5 separate regions of the Homo sapiens genome follow, and regions 1, 2, 3 and 5 are each linked to region 4. Evidence: chromatin contacts called from ENCODE Hi-C or POLR2A ChIA-PET data. All regions are on one chromosome and are shown on one strand. Each heading gives the region's core, a stretch centred on a gene start or an enhancer-like site at or near the end of the contact. The rest is flanking DNA. Distances are from core to core; before and after follow the strand shown.

The links. A loop is a pair of places that touch in the nucleus more often than their neighbours do. ChIA-PET counts read pairs that join two places held with the same protein, here RNA polymerase II (POLR2A). Pooled maps may share reads with other maps.
Region 1: a loop to region 4 is called in a map of CD8-positive, alpha-beta T cell, with 7 times the contacts of the local background. The contact joins the promoter of UBR3 here to the promoter of GORASP2 in region 4. A Hi-C loop is called at or near these places in 3 of 168 maps with a recorded cell type or tissue (CD8-positive, alpha-beta T cell and naive thymus-derived CD4-positive, alpha-beta T cell), 3 of 37 single-sample maps with no recorded cell type and 19 of 50 pooled maps. POLR2A ChIA-PET finds 5 or more read pairs at or near these places in 1 of 52 experiments (HEK293).
Region 2: a map of uterus shows a loop between it and region 4 (9-fold over the local background). The contact joins the promoter of PHOSPHO2-KLHL23 here to the promoter of GORASP2 in region 4. A Hi-C loop is called at or near these places in 3 of 168 maps with a recorded cell type or tissue (CD4-positive, alpha-beta memory T cell, CD8-positive, alpha-beta T cell and uterus) and 10 of 50 pooled maps. POLR2A ChIA-PET finds 5 or more read pairs at or near these places in 2 of 52 experiments (OCI-LY7 and WTC11).
Region 3: a loop to region 4 is called in a map with no recorded cell type, with 4 times the contacts of the local background. The contact joins the promoter of DLX1 here to the promoter of GORASP2 in region 4. A Hi-C loop is called at or near these places in 2 of 168 maps with a recorded cell type or tissue (CD4-positive, alpha-beta memory T cell and ascending aorta), 3 of 37 single-sample maps with no recorded cell type and 5 of 50 pooled maps. POLR2A ChIA-PET finds 5 or more read pairs at or near these places in 3 of 52 experiments (K562, MCF 10A and OCI-LY7).
Region 5: a loop to region 4 is called in a map of naive thymus-derived CD4-positive, alpha-beta T cell, with 25 times the contacts of the local background. The contact joins the promoter of SSB here to the promoter of GORASP2 in region 4. A Hi-C loop is called at or near these places in 1 of 168 maps with a recorded cell type or tissue (naive thymus-derived CD4-positive, alpha-beta T cell), 2 of 37 single-sample maps with no recorded cell type and 9 of 50 pooled maps. POLR2A ChIA-PET finds 5 or more read pairs at or near these places in 2 of 52 experiments (CD4-positive, alpha-beta memory T cell and activated CD8-positive, alpha-beta memory T cell).

Annotation. Positions count from the first base shown.
Region 1 is chr2:169,826,129-169,828,828 of GRCh38, forward strand. It overlaps UBR3 (ubiquitin protein ligase E3 component n-recognin 3), which reads left to right and starts at 1,326. Exons shown (of 39, transcript NM_172070.4): 1 at 1,326-1,924. The coding sequence starts at 1,380. RefSeq lists silencers at 1,120-1,679, 1,940-2,069.
Region 2 is chr2:169,693,043-169,695,742 of GRCh38, forward strand. PHOSPHO2-KLHL23 (PHOSPHO2-KLHL23 readthrough) reads left to right here and starts at 1,427. Exons shown (of 5, transcript NR_144936.2): 1 at 1,427-1,580; 2 at 2,173-2,205. It overlaps CFAP210 (cilia and flagella associated protein 210), which reads right to left and starts at 1,363. Exons shown (of 9, transcript NM_001085447.2): 1 at 1,219-1,363. The coding sequence starts at 1,285. It overlaps PHOSPHO2 (phosphatase, orphan 2), which reads left to right and starts at 1,427. Exons shown (of 4, transcript NM_001008489.4): 1 at 1,427-1,580; 2 at 2,173-2,205. RefSeq lists an enhancer at 1,146-1,325 and a silencer at 1,456-1,735.
Region 3 is chr2:172,084,099-172,086,798 of GRCh38, forward strand. It overlaps DLX1 (distal-less homeobox 1), which reads left to right and starts at 1,409. Exons shown (of 3, transcript NM_178120.5): 1 at 1,409-1,892; 2 at 2,556-2,700. The coding sequence starts at 1,580. RefSeq lists enhancers at 1-442, 443-1,054, 1,055-1,668, 1,518-1,637, 1,669-2,280 and a silencer at 1,128-1,237.
Region 4 is chr2:170,927,842-170,930,541 of GRCh38, forward strand. It overlaps GORASP2 (golgi reassembly stacking protein 2), which reads left to right and starts at 1,412. Exons shown (of 10, transcript NM_015530.5): 1 at 1,412-1,562. The coding sequence starts at 1,500. RefSeq lists a silencer at 1,191-1,890.
Region 5 is chr2:169,797,423-169,800,122 of GRCh38, forward strand. SSB (small RNA binding exonuclease protection factor La) reads left to right here and starts at 1,449. Exons shown (of 12, transcript NM_003142.5): 1 at 1,449-1,554. RefSeq lists an enhancer at 1,232-1,732 and a silencer at 1,684-1,883.

The DNA.
Region 1 (2,700 bases), core at 76-2,575, 1.1 Mb before region 4:
AAGAAGAAAAGAAAGAGAAAGAGAAAGGTGGCCTACGAAAAGAATGGTTGGATGCTTAGTAATGGGGGAAGCTTTATTATTTTTTCAATTATTTTTAAGACAGGAGGAGACAAATTCTGACAAGAATTGAGCTAATAGAAAGAGAGGGGTTAAAAATGCAAGAGGATATTGGATGGAGTTGGGATCCTGAGAAGGCAGGATCCAGTGGTTAAGTAAAAGGATTGCAGGATTGCGTTTAAGCCTGTGGATGGACACCTCTTTGCATTATTATAGGAAGAAGAAAAAGAGTGAATGGACGATGACGAAGTAGAGAAGTGTCTGAGGCTGCTACTTCTAGGAATAGCAGAATTCAAAGTTATCTGTTATGAGAATCAAATGAGTTAAAACATACAAAGTTTTAGCATGTAAAGTTAATACATAAAGTTTTATTTAGTTTATAATTTAGTGATTCGTAAAATTATTGAGCAAATTTAACTTATCACTGTTATATGATGATCGTGACATACTTAACTCATGTAGAAGACCAGGAATAACCTGTTTTAATTATGTTTCATTCATTTCAAACACAAGGTTATGGATTGGAAACACTCCTGTTCTTCTTTGTTGTTGTTGTTGTTGTTGTTGTTTTTAGAGACGGAGTCTCGCTTTGTCACCCAGGCTGGAGTGCAGTGGCGCGATCTCGGCTCACTACAACCCCCGCCTCCTGGGTTCAAGTGATTCTCCTGCCTCAGCCTCCGGAGTAGCTGGGATTACAGGCGTGCGCCACCATGCCCGGCTAATTTTTGTATTTTTAGTAGAGACAGGGTTTCACCATGTCAGCCAGGCTGATCTCAAACTCCTCACCTCAAGTAATCCGCCTGCCTCGGCCTCCCAAAGTGCTGGGATTACAGGCGTGAGCCACCGCGCCTGGCCTTCTGTTCTTCTTTGGATTGCTTTTCCTACAGTTTTTGTTTTCCTTAAGTTGGGGTTTCATTCTGTCGCCCGCTGGACTTTGATAACAGTAGGAATGTACATCTCAGACAAAATGCAGATGCCTAAAGTACATCTGAAAGATGATGTGAATAATTCCTGTAGTCTATGCAAATAAAGAAATAATTGCCCTTATTAAAGATTTCCTATAAGGTGAGTACTTTATTTCAGTAGCTCTTAACTTAGAAAGTTGGGAGCCTAGCTTGGTCCACAGGCGCCCAGGAGAGAGGGGCGGGAGGAAGGCTCTGCAGCCCGAGGGGGCGTGTGTAGGGGCGGGGCTGCGGGCGGAGGAGCGCGGACGCTCCGGGTATCGCGAGAGTTGGGCGGGCCGAGCAATCGCAGCAGTCTATTCCCTCACTCTCCCTGGAGGAGCCGCTGGCCCTGGACTCTCCAAATTCTGAGCTCTCATCATGGCGGCGGCGGCCGCGGCGGCCGTCGGGGGCCAGCAGCCGTCACAGCCCGAGCTGCCCGCGCCGGGGCTGGCCCTAGACAAGGCGGCCACCGCCGCGCACCTCAAGGCGGCCCTCAGCCGGCCGGACAACCGCGCAGGTGCTGAGGAGCTGCAGGCGCTGCTGGAGCGGGTGCTGAGCGCCGAGCGGCCGCTGGCCGCGGCTGCCGGCGGCGAGGACGCGGCGGCGGCCGGAGGCGGGGGCGGTCCGGGGGCGGCCGAGGAGGAGGCCCTGGAGTGGTGTAAGTGCCTTCTGGCGGGCGGCGGCGGCTACGACGAGTTCTGCGCGGCGGTGCGGGCCTACGATCCCGCGGCGCTCTGCGGCCTGGTCTGGACAGCCAACTTCGTGGCCTACCGCTGCCGGACGTGCGGCATCTCGCCCTGCATGTCGCTGTGCGCCGAGTGCTTCCACCAGGGCGACCACACCGGACACGACTTCAACATGTTCCGCAGCCAGGCCGGGGGCGCCTGCGACTGCGGGGACAGCAACGTGATGCGGGAGAGCGGGTGAGTGGAGCCCTCCCCGCGGGCGAGGCGACCCTGGGCCGGGGACGTCGCGGGAGGGCCTGGAGCGGAGCACTGGGAGCCCACTCTGAGCTGTCAAGGGGAGGGTGCGGGGGAGGGTGCAGCCACAGGGGGATGGAGGTGACTGAGCTGTCAGCGGTGGAAAGGGGGTGGGGAGGAGAAGGAGGGGAGAGGAGAGCGGAGAGCATGTTTAGGAAACCGGGCTGTGAATTTTGGGGAAGCCAGGGTGGGTAAATGATAGCGAGAAAAGAGCCAGTGTATGGGGTAGGAGGGGAGTGAGGGGAAATGATTTTTGGGGAAGCTCGTGTCGAGCTGTCAAGTGTGTACTTGTTGGGAAAGGCTGTAAAGCCTGGTTCTTGGGAAGAGACTTAGGTTGTGATTTGGATTGGCTGGGAGGGGATGTTATTGGGGACCGTATTGGCTCGCGGGATGATGAGAGCTGGGGAGGTGGTCTTGTACGTGCAGGGAAGGACGCTTGAGGAAAAGGTCTTCTGAACTGCCAGTGTGTCTGTCACTGTGAGAGAAGGAGCTCTTGAGGGTTGAGGGAGGAGGGAAGGGGAGGGGCCTGCATGAAAAGTGACTGTTGAGCTGTCAGTGGATTATTTGGTATGCTGGAATGACATTTAGAATTGGGCTACTGAGCAGTCAGTTACAGAATACCCTCCATACCAGGAGAACAAACAAAATACTGAGCGAACCAGGAATCAAGTGTTAGGTCTTCTCCAGTTAAGGGCACTTTGTTCACTCACTGATACGTG
Region 2 (2,700 bases), core at 177-2,676, 1.2 Mb before region 4:
ATATTGATGATTTTTGCCACTGTTCTTGTTGATTTTATGGAGGAGAGGATTTCAGGCATAGATCCTATTTCACCATTCTGGCTGATGTCATCCCACTAAATCTTTATAAATTATTTATTTTACTAATAGCTGCACACATCTCTGAACCTCTCTCCAACTTAGCCTTCCCCTAAAAATGGAGATTAAAATTTAGCAGTGAGGCTCAGGTGGAAGCTTTTGAGCTAGTTGCCACAAAACATTATTTAACAACTATTAGGTAAATCTAAACCAGGTAGTGCAGAAATGCATATGCAGGAAAGTGAATGTGTGGGACTAATTGTGCTTTTCCAAAACTGGCCATGTTGGTACTGTTTCTTTCCTTTTACATGGCAAAAGTCCGCTGCTAACCTCATAAAACCTCCACTGCATAAATATCCACTAGTGAAGAATGACTGGCTGTCACTCTGCATCTGGTGCAGGGGGCACTATTGCTACAGAAGCTCGGGCAATGACATGAAGATACTTCAAATTGCCAAAGTTCTAGTTGTCACCATGACAACATTAATTGCTAATTTACAGACGTAAGAAACTGTTGTAGCTAGAATTGATAGAGTTCTTTAGAAGTCTATTTCTATTCCAAAATCAAATTGTTATAACAGGTCACCTGAATTACAGTACTTTATGTCACACGATTTTTTTTTAACTCTCTAAAAGCATTTGACTTAGAGAGAGACCTTATATTTACTTTAGAGAGGAGGAAATGGAGATATTTCCTTCAGAGACTTTTAGTAAAGACCAATCAGCAGGTTTGCAGAAGAGCCAAGCCTCTAAAGAGGTGACTTATATTTCCAAGAGATATTCCAATTCAATCAGTGAATAACAAACTTTAAGCGTGCGGGAAATTTAACAAAACCCAGACTCTCAGAGCTGCAACTGCGCAGTTTTAGGTCAGCTGGGGCTGGGGGTGGGGGTCTCTGATTTCCTATCTTTTCTCCACCCCTATTTCTGTAAACATTCTCCCACCCACTTCCACTCCCCGTTTCCCTCCTTCACCCATTCACCTGAGGGCAAGACGGCCTAACTTCACACAGAGCCCAAAGATGCTTATTGAGGATGCTTTCGACCTGGTGGAGTCCATTTCAAAAGGCAACTGAAGCCCTCATTCGGCATCCTCGCCTCTCACTCCATGCCGGGGGTCCAGAAACAATCCCTGTCCCTGGATAGGTCAGTTTAGCTCACCTGTACTTTCCTTCGCCCGTCCACAGCGCCGTCCAAACCGTACCAGCATCTCTGACGAGGTGTCCATGATGCTCCTAGATCTGGAAAAGTGACTGTGGCGCCAAGCGCCGCGGACGCCAGCCGGTGGAGTTGTTACTCGTACCACGCGGTTGCTTGGCAACGCCGCCGGAAGTGACGCCAGCCGTAGCCGAGGAACAAGGGAGGTGCTGCAGTTGGCGGTCGGGCTAGAGAAGAGAGGCGCCTGCGCTTGCGAGCTGGGCTTGTGAGTGGGGCTGCCGAGAGGGCAGGCGTGGGGCGAGGCCAAAGGACTGAACCCGCAGGAGCGTCACGGGCGCCGGGGCGGCTGCCGACGGCGGGACTGGGTCAGTGAGAAGCCCGTGGGCCCCCGCCCTGCCTGCTACTCCCATCCCCACCTGCGCGCTCCCCATGGGGGACGACCCCCGATTGGGTCCGATGCCTACCCTCGGGGTGGAGCCGGCAGGTGTGTGAGCGCGCGAGGCCTAGGCGTGGTGTGTGCGTCCGCAGATCTCCTCGCGGGTGGAGTGTGAGGAGCAAAGCCCTCCCTTAACTATAAAAACCCGCGGATTCGCTGACATAAACGCTGTTTTTTTAATCCTTTGGTTTCTGAGGCATGGTCAGGACTAGATGGGGCCAAGTTTTTTAAAAATAGGAATGTTAAAACGTAATGATATGCTTAGAATATTTACGTTAGGACCTTTGAGATATTTTAAATTTCTTGGTAAATACATGACCACAGAAATCTGTTAGGAGTAGCTGCGCGTTTGGTTTCAAAAGATGCTTTTCTAACACATTGATGTACAGATAACTTCATTACTAACAAGTTGGCTCTGACGTGTACACATAATGCACCAAATTGGAGTCTCTCAAAATGAAAGAACAAAAAGATTTTTAATAACGAATGTTCTAACACATAGTCGTGCTATTTTTCTTTAGGTTTTCTATCAGATGTTCCACGTAATAATGCTGGTAAGTATGGAATAATTAAGAAAATATTTGAAGACAGAAATTAGTTTGTGCACATACAGCGCTGGTAGGTTTTTGGAACTATACCTTAAAAAGTGTCAAGAACTGGGGGCCAGGCGCGGTGGCTCACGCCTGTAATCCCAGCACTTTGGGAGGCCGAGGCGGGCGGATCACGAGGTCAGGAGATCGAGACCATCCTGGCTAACACGGTGAAACCCTGTCTCTAGCAAAAATACAAAAAAATTAGCCAGGCGTGGTGGCGGGCGCCTGTAGTTCCAGGTACTCTGGAGGCTGAGGCAGGAGAATGGCGTGAACCTGGGAGGCGGAGCTTGCAGTGAGCCGACCATCGTGCCACTGCACTCCAGCCTGGGCGACAGAGCGAGACTCCGTCTCAAAAAAAAAAAAAGTTTCAAGAACTGGGAAGGAACAGAGATTTTTACCCTGTTTGCAGGCTAACTTAGCCTGGCAGTTTCATGGAAGACACAAGACTATTCATTT
Region 3 (2,700 bases), core at 159-2,658, 1.2 Mb after region 4:
TTCCCGTCACACCGCTAAATTATGAAAGAAATAATTATCAACACTTTCTAATTACCTAACAAAGTAATTTGGGATTCACCGTGGGGCTGGCGGGATGGGGAACCAACATCCACTTACAGCCAGGGTGGTGTACGCCACACCGCGAGGGACTGGCTGTATTGGTAGTAGTGGCGATGGGGTGGGGGCTCTTGTGCACTTTTTTGTACCTAGCACCCCAGAAGACAGAAGGAGCAGCGGCAGATCTTGCCTCCACTAGCCCTGCCCCCTAGGCCTGGTGGCGCGCGCTTTGGCCACTGGAGGTGAGGAAGATCCTGGGTGGCAACGAGAGACGTCTACACATAGATAAGGGAGCCTACCACAGGCCTGGGTTTGCTGCGGGTTTCGGTGTCCCCCAGGGACTCCTAAACTCTGGAAGTCGCGCTAGACCTCAGGAGGCCGGAAAATGACCACCTGGCGTCGGTGGCTCCAGCAGATCTGAGCCCCTAGGCCCCCTGGGCTCCACGCTGAGCCGCGCTCTCGGGGCGAGTGAGCCCGGGGCTCTCCGCGCATGGGGAGTGGAGAAGGGAGGGGGAGGAGGAGGAAGGCTGGGAGGGAAAGAGGATGTGTGTGTTGGGGGAGGGGGCGGTGCAGCCGCCTTTCCTGGGAGGAGAAGCGCGGGTTCCTGGCTCTCCACGCGCACTGCTTTAATCAGACCCGTGCAGCCTCGAGCTGGAGTGGCCAGCTGGGCCTGGAGCAATGCGAGCGGGCCCCAGGGAGCGACAGCGGCGTTGGCGCAGCGGCCGAGTGAGTGAGTTCGCAGGGAGGGCCCCTAAGCCCCGACTCCAGGGATGCGGCAGAGCGTACCGGGGAGGCGCGGCCGGATAGGCGCTGCGCTAGGCACAAGGCTCTTAGGAGAACCTCTGTCTGTTGGCCGCCTCGGGCGCCCCCAGTGCGCGACTCCGCGCTCCAGAGGCAGAGGTCAGTCTCCTCCTGAGCCGCCCTAGCTCTGCGCCGAACTGAGTGGCAGCGACGAGAAGCGGTCCCGGGTGTCCGGTGTTAGGGACCGCTGAAGGGTGGGGACAGTGGTAGGGGGGCGGCGGCGCGGAGCCGCTGGTTGGTTCCTGGGGAGGAAAGCGCGCGAGGGAGGCGGGAGGCCGATGAGCCGCGGGCCGCAGGGGCCCCGGCGCAGACGCCGCAGCCCATTGTGCTTCCTGCCCGGCGCGCTCTGTTGCAGAGGAGCCCCGGCCGGGAAGTGTGGATGCGTCTTACCCGAGGCCGGGCCGCCTCGCCCGCTCTAGTCCAGCGGAGCCCGAGCGCCTCGGACCAATCCCCAGTGATTATGCAAGACAGCGGACCAATCAGCTCCGCCAGCTCATGAATATTTATGACCTTCGCTGAGTCAAAGCTTTGAACCGAGTTTGGGGAGCTCAGCAGCATCATGCTTAGACTTTTCAAAGAGACAAACTCCATTTTCTTATGAATGGAAAGTGAAAACCCCTGTTCCGCTTAAATTGGGTTCCTTCCTGTCCTGAGAAACATAGAGACCCCCAAAAGGGAAGCAGAGGAGAGAAAGTCCCACACCCAGACCCCGCGAGAAGAGATGACCATGACCACCATGCCAGAAAGTCTCAACAGCCCCGTGTCGGGCAAGGCGGTGTTTATGGAGTTTGGGCCGCCCAACCAGCAAATGTCTCCTTCTCCCATGTCCCACGGGCACTACTCCATGCACTGTTTACACTCGGCGGGCCATTCGCAGCCCGACGGCGCCTACAGCTCAGCCTCGTCCTTCTCCCGACCGCTGGGCTACCCCTACGTCAACTCGGTCAGCAGCCACGCATCCAGCCCCTACATCAGTTCGGTGCAGTCCTACCCGGGCAGCGCCAGCCTCGCCCAGAGCCGCCTGGAGGACCCAGGTACGTGCGCTTGCCAGGGAGAGGGAGAGGAGGAGGTACAAGGGAGAGAGGGAAAGAAGGAGCGGGGGAGAAGAGGAGAGGGAGAGAGAGAGAAAGAGAAGAGAGGAGAGCGAGGTGGGGTGGGGGTGGGGAGGGCGCGGGAGCAGTGGAGGTTTCGAATATCAATCTATAGATCCTTGTCACAGCAAATAAATTTTTTTAAAAATTCCCTCAATTTGCAACTATCCAGCCAAGGATAAATCCCAGAGCGTCTCCTGGCACTGGCTGGGCCTCTGGGCGGCTCGGTGTGCAGAGCACACAATGCCCCGCTGGAAAACAGAAACCCACATGTGCACGTATTAGTCTCGGTAATTATTTATTGCGTAGCGCTATAAACAATGTATGCAATTAAGGGTAATTAAACCTCAACTACCGCCTGCAAAAATAGCAAACTTTCCCTGCAAAGGCAGGAGCTGAGCTCCTGGGAACGGCTCTATCCCTCCTGCAGCGTCCCGGGACAGGCCCTCGGATTTTGGGGGACCCTTCCCTGGCTTTCAGAGTTTCTTGAACGTTCTCTCCCTGGTGCTGCCTCCGCCACCCTTCGGTAGCCACTCGCTCTCGGCTGTTCGCACTAAAGGCGGCCCCTCGTATTAACAACGGGCCCTACTTCTGCTGTCCCTCCAGGGGCGGACTCGGAGAAGAGCACGGTGGTGGAAGGCGGTGAAGTGCGCTTCAATGGCAAGGGAAAAAAGATCCGTAAACCCAGGACGATTTATTCCAGTTTGCAGTTGCAGGCTTTGAACCGGAGGTTCCAGCAAACTCAGTACCT
Region 4 (2,700 bases), core at 162-2,661:
AAAATAAAATATCTCTGTCACCACCCAGAGATCACCACTGTAACCCTTGGTTCATATTCTCCTCCCACATCTTCATATGCATACATACATATTAATCTGTATTTTGAGGACATGTTTTTCATTTTGTCTACAGACACATCCCGTCTTGTAACCAGCTTTTAAAAAAGACAATAATTTCCACGTTTCCATGTGAATAACTACTCTTCTAATACTCAGTACATATTCAAATTTCTCCAAATGAACCAAAAATGTCCTTTACGCTTATTTCTCCAAGTTGGCCCCCAACTCAAGCCCTTGCAATGTGTCTCTTGGTTATATTCTTCGGGTTCCTTTTAATCTGGCATAGGCCCTTTCATAGGACTCTGACTCGACAAAGAGAACTGGCCAGCTGTCCTGAAGGAAGGCCCACTTCCTGTATTTGCCTGGTTCCCTGTGGTGTCATTTTACTTGCTCCTCAATTCCCCTTACTTCCTGTAAACATCAAACTCAAGATGCCATAGAGGCAAGTTAACCACCTTGGGCTAGAATACTTCATGGGCGATAGCACGTACTTTACATTGCATCACATAGGAATCCACATAATACCTGGTTGACGCAACATCAGTCCAACTGACCACAAAGCAACTAGGGGTTTCAGAGGGAGTACACGTAAGGGGCAAAAGCAGCAACGGAATACGACAACGGAATAAGCATGAATACGACCTGGCTACCTGAAGGAGGTAGGACGGGGAACCGAGCAGCAGCAGGTGGTGGAATGCCAGGGAAATCCAACCGTGCTTCCCACGCTGGCATCGCTCTGATTATGACCAATCCTCTAATCTTATTCTCACAATTAGGGAGGAAGAAAAAAAAACAAACCCAAACCAAAAAAGAAGTTGGTAGGTGACTCTGTGAGACTACTGTTTTATAAAGGGAGCGTTTCCTTTTATAAAATTTAGCTGAGCAGATGCTAGGCAGCCCACAGGAGGCCACTATTCCCCTCAGCTGTACAGTTTGGGAAAATACCTACACACCCGGAGAACAGAGAGCTTGGTGTGTGTTGAGTTCGCTCCTGTTCATCAGCAGCCCTTTCCCCGCCTCTGGCCACCAGGGGGACCTGCAACCAAGTATGTGTTCTTTCAGGCGAGCGGGAACGCGTCTGCATAAATCTAGTCCAATCCAGGGCCCCGTAGCAAGGCGCCAAAGCTGGGGGAAGCGCATTTCTGTTCTCTCGCGAGCACGACGCGGTGCCTCCCAGTCCTCCTCCGGCCCTCCCTCTCCGCCCTCCCGGCCCGCGAGCGCTCGGGCCCCTTCCAGTGGCTCGCGGCAGGTGGCGCTGTCTGCGGCGTCGCAGCGGCCCGGGCTGCAGCAGAGACGATCTCCCGGCGGGCTGTGCGGCCCGGCTCTCCGGCGGCAGCGAGTGCCACGTCCCAAGTGCTACGCGGAGGATTAGAGCAGGCGGTGCGCTGGGGGCGGGAGCAGCGCGGAGCCCGGCTCGGCCACACCGATCGCCCGCCGCCATGGGCTCCTCGCAAAGCGTCGAGATCCCGGGCGGGGGCACCGAGGGCTACCACGTTCTGCGGGTAAGGGCTCCGACGGCGGCCGGGGAGCTGCGGGCTGGAGGCGGGGCCGGCCGCGGGGAGGCGGAGGCCCCCATGGGCTCCTTCACGGGGCAGCCAGGCCCGATCCCGCGAAGGAGCGGCGGTCGCGGGCGCTGCCTTGGTCGAGGCTGGTTCCGGAGGCCGCTCGCATCCCACCTCCGCGGAGCGCCCTGGGCACGGGGTCCGCGGCTGTAGGAGGACGGGCTGGAGCTGGAGGCGGCTGCCGGCGACTCGGCCAGGGGGCGGCCCTGGGAAGGGGGGACAACCTTGCTCTTTTTCCGCACGGCCTTCTCTCTCCTCCACCCCCCCTCATTTTTAGCTTCCAAAGTTAGGAAGGGCGCGGAGGCAACGTCTCCAAAGTGGTGACTGTGAAGGCAGCCTTTGCGCTTTCCTAGGAGAGGGATCCGGACCCGCAGTCCGGAGGCGGGGCCTGCGGCGGCAGGTGTTAAATCACCTCGGCGCCGGCCGAGTGGCCTGAAAGACCAGCAGGGCAGGAGACGGAAAACCAAATGGCCTGGAAGTAGGTTCGACGGACTTAAACAGACTTGATTTTGACCAGACTTTTCCTTTCCCGTGCCACTCCTGACCCTCCCAAACCTTCTCAAGATTTCCTGGAGTGGGAACTTCCGTTCTGTTCCGATTGCTGAGGGTGTGGTTTAGATTATAAGGTTTAGATCCACAGTGGTAAAGAGGTAGTGCAGAGAAATTTTTTTTAAAAATCGGAGTATATAAAGGAAAACAACCCTAGCTTAACTTCCAGGACGCAGAGAAACATAGTATCTCAAAAGGCGTCAGCTAAGCCCCTACCTATGAACGGCCTGGGCCTGGGTGGTACAAAGCATGTGGTCTTTTCCTCATGGAACCGGGCGACTTTAGAAGTAGCATTGATGGTTGTTTGCTGTGACACCTGTGTGAGTGTTAACATGAACAGTCAACAGAGTGGCCGCAGCGTGTAGCGCCATTTAGGGGTGTAATAGAGTGTCACTCAATATTAGCTCCTCACAGGCAAGAACGTTTTCACTGAAAGTAAGAGAGTGCACTTCCTGGTGCTACCTTCATTTCCTGCCCTGGGTCCCATGTTTTAGGTGAGACACATTCTTAAATTGCCCAGCTGTCTATG
Region 5 (2,700 bases), core at 199-2,698, 1.1 Mb before region 4:
CTAATTAATTTGAATTTAAACTACCTGAGCACAACCCTGTTAAATATGTTTTTTCTCATTGGCCTTAAGAAAAGAAAAAAGAGCCCAGAGCAGTTTGAACTATGTGAGGTATGCGGAATTTATCAGGCACAGAGAGATATGAGTTTGGGACTTCAGTCATGTCCCTACACCCCTGTATTAGTTAGTTCTCATACTGCAATAAAGACATACCCAAGACTCGGTAATTCATAAAGAAAAGAGGTTTAATTGACTCATAGTTCCGCATGTCTGGGGAGACCTCAGGAAATTTACAATCATGGTGGAAGGGGAAGAGGCATGTCTTACACAGTGGCAGGTGAGAGGGAGCGAGCAAGAGCAGGGAAAACTGCCCTATAAAACCACCAGGAGAACAGCATGGGGGAAACCATCCCCATGATCCAGTCACCTCCCACCCTGTGTGTGGTTCCTCCCCTCCACACTTGGGGATTATGGGGATTACAATTCGAGATGAGATTTGTGTGGGGACACAGAACCAAACTATATCAGTCGCCATGCTTGGGGGGCAATTGTTTCAAGTCACTTTGTCCCTTACTACCTGCTTCATCCATTTTCATGTTCTTCGAATTTGTGATACAAAGAAGAATGTATAGCCAATCAATAGCTTGTTATTGTAATGTAAGTTATCGGTAAACAATTTAGGAACTGCCTCTTCTTTTTTCTTTAAAAGCTACTTGTAAGTGCTGCTAATCAGAGCATATATTCAGGGCAATTTGAATCCATGCTCTCATGTGGCAGTCCTCAAACTTGGCTCAAATAAACTGTCTACTTATATTAATTTTGCCTCAGTTTTTCCCTTTAGGTTGACAATATTGCATCAAGTTGAATACTCACAGCAATTGTATGAACTAGGTAGTATTTATTACCGGCCCTATTTATACCTGAGGAACAGAGAAGTTGAACAACTTGTCCAAGATCACAGTTTCACAGCAGGAGGACCATTATTTGAAGCAGGCAGTCTGATTCCAGACACCCAGTTTTTACACGCTGTACTGTATTGTTTTCAAAACTCTAAGATTTCATGGATCTTTGATTTTTTTTTTAAATTTCACTTGTCCTTTTTTTTTTTTTGAGAACTACTACAACACGATGTGTGTGTGTATTCACACACATTTTTGGAAAATATCTGAAAAAAAACCCAAAGCACTTCACATGAATGGAGGGCCAAAGGAAGGGCTGGGGTACAGACGCCGTCCAGAAATACTTAAAAATAAATGTTTATACTAACACAAACTAGCAGCCATTCCCCTACAACCTGGAGTACTTTTTAACCCAATCTGTTTGGGATTGAGGGCGGGACTCCAGGGTCCCTGGGAGGCCCCGGCAGCCGCGCATGCTCAGAGCACAGGGACCGCTCCACCTCGTCCGTGGCCCTGCCCACCCAGGCCGCAAGAGCTGCCGGGACGGTCCCCATCTTCTTGGAGCGCTTTAGGCTGGCCGGCGGCGCTGGGAGGTGGAGTCGTTGCTGTTGCTGTTTGTGAGCCTGTGGCGCGGCTTCTGTGGGCCGGAACCTTAAAGGTGAGTAACTCTCGGTGGCTAATGAGAAGCTACAAAAGGGTCCGCTTTGCTGGTGCGCGACTGCGCGTTTCCGTTCTTTACTGCTTCTCGCGGCGTCCGTCCGCCCCTCGCCTTCCTCACGTTCAGGCCGAGCGCCGCGTGGGCCGCAGCCGGAGGCGGCGGAGCCGAGGGGGCGCGGGCGGCGGCGAGGCTGCCCCCGCGAGGAATGCGGGATCCTGGGGTTCCCCGCACGTGGCTGGTGCCCAGGCAGTTCCGCGGTTGCTTAGAGACGGGACTGTGGCTGCCCTCATCCCCATTGCGTCTTTTTTTTTTTTTTTTTTTTTTACCTCCACCGCCTTCTAGTCTCACCGAAGGCTTGTGGCCATCTCTGTAAAGTTTCTGGGGAGGTGGGCACGGGGTAAACGCCGGAGGGTTCTGTGGAGCCTATGGGACTGACTGGAGGCCAAAGAACTTTGGGCCGCAGATGTACACCAGCGTCACTCTTTTGGTCTGTTAGGGCCTTCATCGCTCACATCAGGTTTCAGTGTGAAACGGGAAAACGTGGGTAATATTTCATTTACAGTCGTACATTCTGGAAAAGTATCTGATGAAACGCAGTTCCAAAATTAGGCCAAATAGGTTTTGCAGGGTCTAAATAGTTATTTTATTTCATCGTTTGCTTTGTAGGGGGCCCTAGATCACGGTAGTAACTTAGGAGTGTAGATTGTGATAGACAAGACAATGCATAAAATTGAGTAATTTCTCTAGGGGGATGTGGATCACACAGTACCCCGTTGCAAGTGCTTCCTATGTGTATCCATGGTATCGAATGCAATTGCAGTGTGTCAGGGGATGCTTCCAGGAAGTGTACCTACATCAGTTCATAACTAGAGTCAACTAATGGCAATATTCTCGATGATTTGTTCACATAACTTTTGTACAGTTGGGATGACTGGGTGGCTTAGTAGAGTCCTGGAGGCAAGTACTTTGTAAGTAGAAGACTTGGTTTGTAATTTCTAGCAAACTAATAGCACAGCTTCCTTTTTTCATTGCAGTGCTAATGTCAGGAATACGAAACAGGAAACTGGCTATCCAATGTATTAGTAAATTAGTAGGCATACTCCCCAGTTTAATGTTGTGTTAGTATGACCACATTCTCCCATTTTT